2 separate regions of the Homo sapiens genome follow, and region 2 is linked to region 1. Evidence: chromatin loops called from intact Hi-C (ENCODE). Cell type or tissue: Caco-2. All regions are shown on one strand. Links, peaks and the distances in the headings refer to the core of each region. The heading gives the core; the rest is flanking DNA. Region 1 overlaps SH3RF1 (SH3 domain containing ring finger 1). Region 2 overlaps SH3RF1 (SH3 domain containing ring finger 1).

Region 1 (2,919 bases), core at 302-2,801:
CCAGCTACTTGGGTGACTAGGGAGAGAGGATCGCTTGAGCCTGAGAGGTCAAGGCTGCAGTGAGCCGTGATTGTGTCATTGCACTCCAGCCTGGGCAACAGAGTGAGACCCTGTCTCCAAAAATAAAAGAAAGGGCATGAAGAAAAAGCAGTTAACATTTATTGCATGGCATGAATTGCACCAACACTTTCCGGTACATTACAGTGTTATCTATCTTCTTATCTTCATTTTACAGATAAGCAAACTTGAGTATATTTATGTCACAGTGTGAGTTAATGGTGGGACCAGGGTTTGAACTTATATTGTTTACTTTTCTAATAGTGCTTACTGACTCTCACCATGAGCTAATGTTGATACTGAAAATACTGCAATTACAAGCAAGATATGGTCCCTGTCCTCACTCTGTTATTCCAGTAGGGAAGGTGGACTGTTAACTATTTAATTACAGCCCACGAGGATAGGTGCTGTAGGATGAGGAATGTAGTAGGAGAGTTCCCGGGGGACGATACCTTAAACTGACTTGGCATCAGGGAAAGCATCCCGGATGAAGTGGATCCTTATCTGAGAACTGAAGGACAAGTTGGCTGAAAGGACACTCTTTTTCTATAACTTGCTGCCTCATTTTTTTTTTTTTTTCGGACAGGGTCTTGTTCTGTCACTCAGGCTGGAGTGCAGTGGCATGATCTCAGCTCACTGCAACCTCCGCCTCCTGGGTTCAAGCGATTCTCCTGCCTCATCCTCCTGAGTAGCTGGGATCACAGGTGCGTGCCACCGTGTCTGGCTGATTTTTGTATTTTTAGTAGAGATGGGGTTTCACCATGTTGGCCAGGCTGGTCTCGAACTTCTGACCTCAAGTGATCACCTTCCTCAGCCTCCCAAAGTGCTGGGATTACAGGCGTGAGCCACCACGCCCTGTCCTACTGCCTCATTTTTTATTTTGTTTGGTGTGTTTTTCATCTTTTGTCTCATTTTCTTTCTTTTCTTTTTTTTCTTTTTTTCAGTCCCTTGCTTATTTTTTTAGTCACAGTAACTATCTTGAGAAAAGTTCTCAAATCTTTATTCATGCCCAGGGGTTTCTGCGTAGGCCCACTCCTACTTCTTGGCTTTCCCTTGAATTACAAAGGACTTGAAATGAATGTTGGGTAGCTTTCCAGGAGCTGGACCTGAATGAAGGAGGCAGAGAGATAAGGCAAGCCTGATGCAGCTTCAGACTAGATGTTTGATGCCAAGCCTGATGCAGCTTCAGACTAGATGTTTGATGCCTGATTCAAAACTCAGTGTGTGTCATCTCCTCTTCTCCTTGGGGCACTAAGACAGAGTGAAATTGGTATAACTAAGATGACTAATTGCCTTTTAGATTATATGTTCTTAATTTAGTAATTAGGAATGAAAACAATTATTTATTATTATATCATACACATACACTCATATTTTTAAGAAACATTTGTGTCTGTCCTACTAAAAAGAAGTATAATTTTATCACAGTAGGACTTAATTTTCATCTTTTCTCCCCTACCCATTGCTGCTTCCTTTGCCTATTACAAGACTTTCTTTAGGCATATGATTAAAAGTGAGAGGGAAAATGAGGGCACAATGTGTTCCAGTGGGCAACAAAAGGATGAATGAAATTCCTATAGAAGATAAAGTGGGTGGAAGGGCAGAGGTCATTTAAACTCTGGACAGAAACGGCTATTACTTGGGGTCAGGCAGTGGGGGTGGGGATGAAGGAGGGTTAGTGAAGGAATGTGGTTTCCTTTTAGGAAAAAAAAAAAAAACTTGAGGACTTAAATAAGCAATTCTGGGTTCAATCTTTACGTTTCCACGTATGCTTTTATTTTAGTATGTTTCATGTTACCTAGTGCATAGCATCCTACCCCCAGATGTGGAAGCCTGGCAAAGTAGAGTCTATGCTCATTCAATTTTGTTTTGGTTCCCATCCCCCTCATCCCAGGACCCTGCTTCTCTCTTTGGTGCAGGATCCCCCCACCCCTACTGACACCCCCCATGGTGTCATTAGGCCTGTGATCTGAGTCCAGCTCTGTGGGGAGAGGTTTGCTTCTGTGAGGACCCTTTAGAAAGTGGCACCTGTATAAACAACTGTCTCTTGTCCTCTGCTGAGTCTTGGCTTTTGACATAGTAGACAAGGAGTTAAGAAAAAGGGAGCTTTCTAAACAAGTGTCTTACGTAGATGTAGATTGACTGGGACTGGCCCAGCCATCACATTCTAGAGTTGGGTTTATCTTCATAGCAAAGCTCGAAGCATCCAGAACCTGGACTGCCTCAAGAATGAGAAAGACCACTGCAGAGCTGACCACATACTATGGACAGAATTCTAGTCTTGGCAGTTCTTCTTAGGGTATTGTTGATTCAGAGGCCAGAGTGTAATCCTAAAAGGTTTTGGTATATGACTTGTTTTAAAATGTAGGAATTTTGGTTTAGCAAATGGTATAATATCCAGAAATTAGATCTCATTTCTCTTTAAAATTACTTATTTATTTGAGACAGGGTCTCACTCAGTCACCTAGACTGGAGCACAGTGGCACGATCATGGCTCACTGTAACCTTAAACTCTTGGGCTCAAGTGACCCTCTTGCCTTAGCTTCCCAAGTAACTAGGAGTACAGGAGCATGCCACCATGCCTGACTAATTCTTTTATTTTTTGTAGAGGTGGCGTCTTTTGGCCAGGCTCTTATTATCCCAGCCTGTTGGGAGGCTGAGGCAGGAGGATTGCTTGAGCTTAGGAGTTTGAGACCAGCCTGCGCAACCTAGCAAAACCTTGTCTCTGCTTTAGAGAAAAAAGTTAGCCAGGCATGGTAGCACCCACTTGTAGCCCCGCTATTTGGGAGGCTGAGGTGGGAGGATAGCTTGAGCCTGGGAGATCAAGGCTGCAGTGAGCTACAATCATGCTATTGCACTCCA
Region 2 (2,919 bases), core at 306-2,805, 58 kb after region 1:
AGTGAGTAGGGGAAAGAATGGCTATATAAATGGCCCTGGATTCTTTGCCTTGGAGTCCTTGTTGAGCTCTTAAGATAAGGGTAAGGGTTCTCTTGCTTTGATCACATTCACCCTTCCCCTCCGGAGATTCTTTCAGACCTCTCTTTGGTTGAGCCTTAGAGGTTATGGGTTCTATTCAATTTAGACAGGCCCTTTCTTCACTTGTGTAAGCTGGAAAATAGTAAAGGTTAAAAGCAGTTCTTGAAGACACCATGCCATGATATGTATAAAAGGGTATATTTTTTAAGGACTGAATACAGTTTTAAAAAAACAGATTTTTAATCTGCTTCTTTGTTCAAAAACACTAGTTTTCTGTAAAATAGAAGGAAAGATTTTTAACCCTATTAATTTGGAGCTGACTCATTCATTCAAGTTTGGATGACATGATTCTTAAGCAAGCAAAAAATATGAATGAAATAAGTGCTGAATATGGAATTTTGGATGCTTCCCAAACATAATTGTGTATTGTAGGCTTACGGTGAACTATAAATTTTTATTAAGTTTCTCATTTTATTTTGATTCCTAGTCATTTGTTTGAAATATCGCCCACTCAGTTTTTCAACACCAAAAAAGTTATTTAGCAACTTGCTCCTCTGCTATAGATGATAAAAGGTAATGTGCAGAAGGCCTGAAGTTGGAGTGGCCTCATAGACAACTATTCTTACTCAGTAGTTACTGCTAGAAACAAGGGCTACATTTCTCATTTGTTTAGATCTCGTGTCAGCTGTCACTTCCTCTGACAGACTTTCTCTCACCTCATCTAAGGGAGTGCCTCCTCTTCACTTGCTGTACCCCAAACACATACTGGTGCCATAGTGGGAGAAAGCTTGGACTCTGGAGCCAGATGGCCAGGATTCCAATCTTGACTCTACTACTAATTATCTAAGTGACTATGGGCCTGGCTCTTCATTTGTAAAATAATAAGTTCCAGTGATACTTAAGAATAGTGCCTGGTACCAGCAAGAGCAATGTCAGTGATGGCTGTGATTATTATCACCATTGTTATTATTATCCCTAGAAATTATTAACCCTTTTTTCTCTCTGTGAGTATTTCCAGTTATTTGTTGATGTAGTTACTAGCTGACCCCTCACCCTCCATTTCCCCATTAGAATTCAAACTCCCAAGGGCCGGTTCCGCAGGGTCTTTGCACAGCGCCTGTAGTACGCTTTCAATAAATATTGGTTGAATGAATGAGCAACCTATGAACTTTTATAATGAAAGGTTCTAAACTCAAAACAAACATGTTTGTAGATTTTGCCAACTTCTACATTTTTCAGCTAATTCTCCCATCATTCACTGCCTATGTGTATATCTTATCATTGGTTTATCTTGGTGTTACGTCAGGATGTTACATTCTTCAGACCAGCTGGTCTATGTGACCTTAATGCAAGCTTTTTTCCTGTTTTTTTAAAAACTAGGCTATTTGATTGTACCTAGTTTAGAATTTTCCCAAATTAATGGTAGCAATACTCTATGGCTTAGATCTTGTAATCTCTACTGGTTATTTATTTCTTAAATACAGTTGTCCCTCAGTATCCACAGGGCGTTGGTTTCAGGATTCCTCACAGTTTCCAAATCTGCGGATGCTCAAGTCCCTCACATAAAATGGCGTACTGCAGTCAGTCCTCCATTCCTCGGACATGGGGCCCTAAGATGCATGTAGAGGGCCAGCTTTGTAGAGAAGACCCCCCTGGGGGTAGCGTAGGTCAAAGGATATAAAATTTTAGTTATGTAGGAGGAGTAAGTTCAAGAGTTCTATAGGGTGACTATAGTTAATAACAGTATATTATTGTATTCTTGAAAAATGCTGAGAGTGGATTTTTAAGTGTTCTCACCACAAAAAATGATACCTATCTGAGGTAATACGTATGTTAATTAGCTCAATTTAGCCATTCCACAGTGTATACATATTTTAAAACATCATCTTATACATGATAAAGATATACAATTTTGTCAATTTAAAAAATAAAATGTTAAGAAGAAAAGACTCACTGATTCTTTCTGAGATGAATTTTCACCTATTTGCAATTTCTCCTTTGACTTACTTTGAGCTGAGGTAGGACAGACTTATTGTCAAGGATCCTCACTTTTAAAATAAGTTTATTGACGTAAGTTACATACAATAAACTACACATATTTAAAGTGTACAATTTGGAGTAATTAGTTGTATTCACTTTCTAGAATCAACCATAGACAAATCATGGGAGACATTTCTCTGGCTATGGATAGAGTGTGTTATCAGCCTTAACAATGGGAAATCAAAGGGCTCAGGGAGCACAAGTGGCCTTAAAGGTGGGGGTGCTAGCTTCCTCTTCTAGGGAATGAGAGAATTGGAAGGTAATGTCTGTGTTCCAAAGAATAAGAAGTAGAAGTGTAGGTACATAGTTTGAAGTTGCCAAGGTGACCCCTGGAGGAGCTAAGAATAACAATGCTAACTTTATTTTTTAACTAAAAGCCTTTCCTCTTGAGAATAATGATAGCAGAAGGGCACAATAATAACCTTTGATCTAATAATCAAAGAGTTGATTGAACTATATAAAAAGATAGCATCATTTATACTTTTGGATATATTTTTTCCTTTAGATGTATTATTTTCCTTTAAAAATTAAAAAGTTAAATCAATGTTTATAAAAGAAATTTAGGGAGATTGTGGGTAAGTTGGGAAGAGGGAATTACTGTGTTGCTTAGCATCCAAATTTCCCTTTCAAACCTGAAGTAAATAAATTTTTGTAAGTGAAATTTAAAGACATTGTTGAGAAGTCAGTAAGGGAGAATTACTCGTTGCTTAGCACCATACTTTCATCTGTAATTCTGACTGAATACATTGGATCTGCCTTTGAGTAGCTTTTTTTTCTTTAAGCACTGTAGACTATGTCCCA

What was found. Peaks named below come from ENCODE experiments on the same cell type or tissue, not always from the same donor. Only the 100,000 strongest peaks of a DNase experiment are listed, where the experiment ranks them.
Region 2: a loop joins it to region 1, with 4 times the contacts of the local background. A loop is called at or near these places in 3 of 110 quality-filtered maps.

The regions. Positions count from the first base shown.
Region 1 is chr4:169,207,006-169,209,924 of GRCh38, reverse strand. All of the region lies in intron 2 of SH3RF1 (SH3 domain containing ring finger 1), which reads left to right. Among named protein-coding and RNA genes, the nearest start is that of SH3RF1, 62 kb to the left of the region's middle. In Caco-2, for the core only: no CTCF peak of the experiment used is centred there; a DNase peak (open chromatin) is centred at 1,704.
Region 2 is chr4:169,149,445-169,152,363 of GRCh38, reverse strand. The region is part of intron 4 of SH3RF1 (SH3 domain containing ring finger 1); the gene reads left to right. Among named protein-coding and RNA genes, the nearest start is that of SH3RF1, 120 kb to the left of the region's middle. In Caco-2, for the core only: no CTCF peak of the experiment used is centred there; no DNase peak of the experiment used is centred there.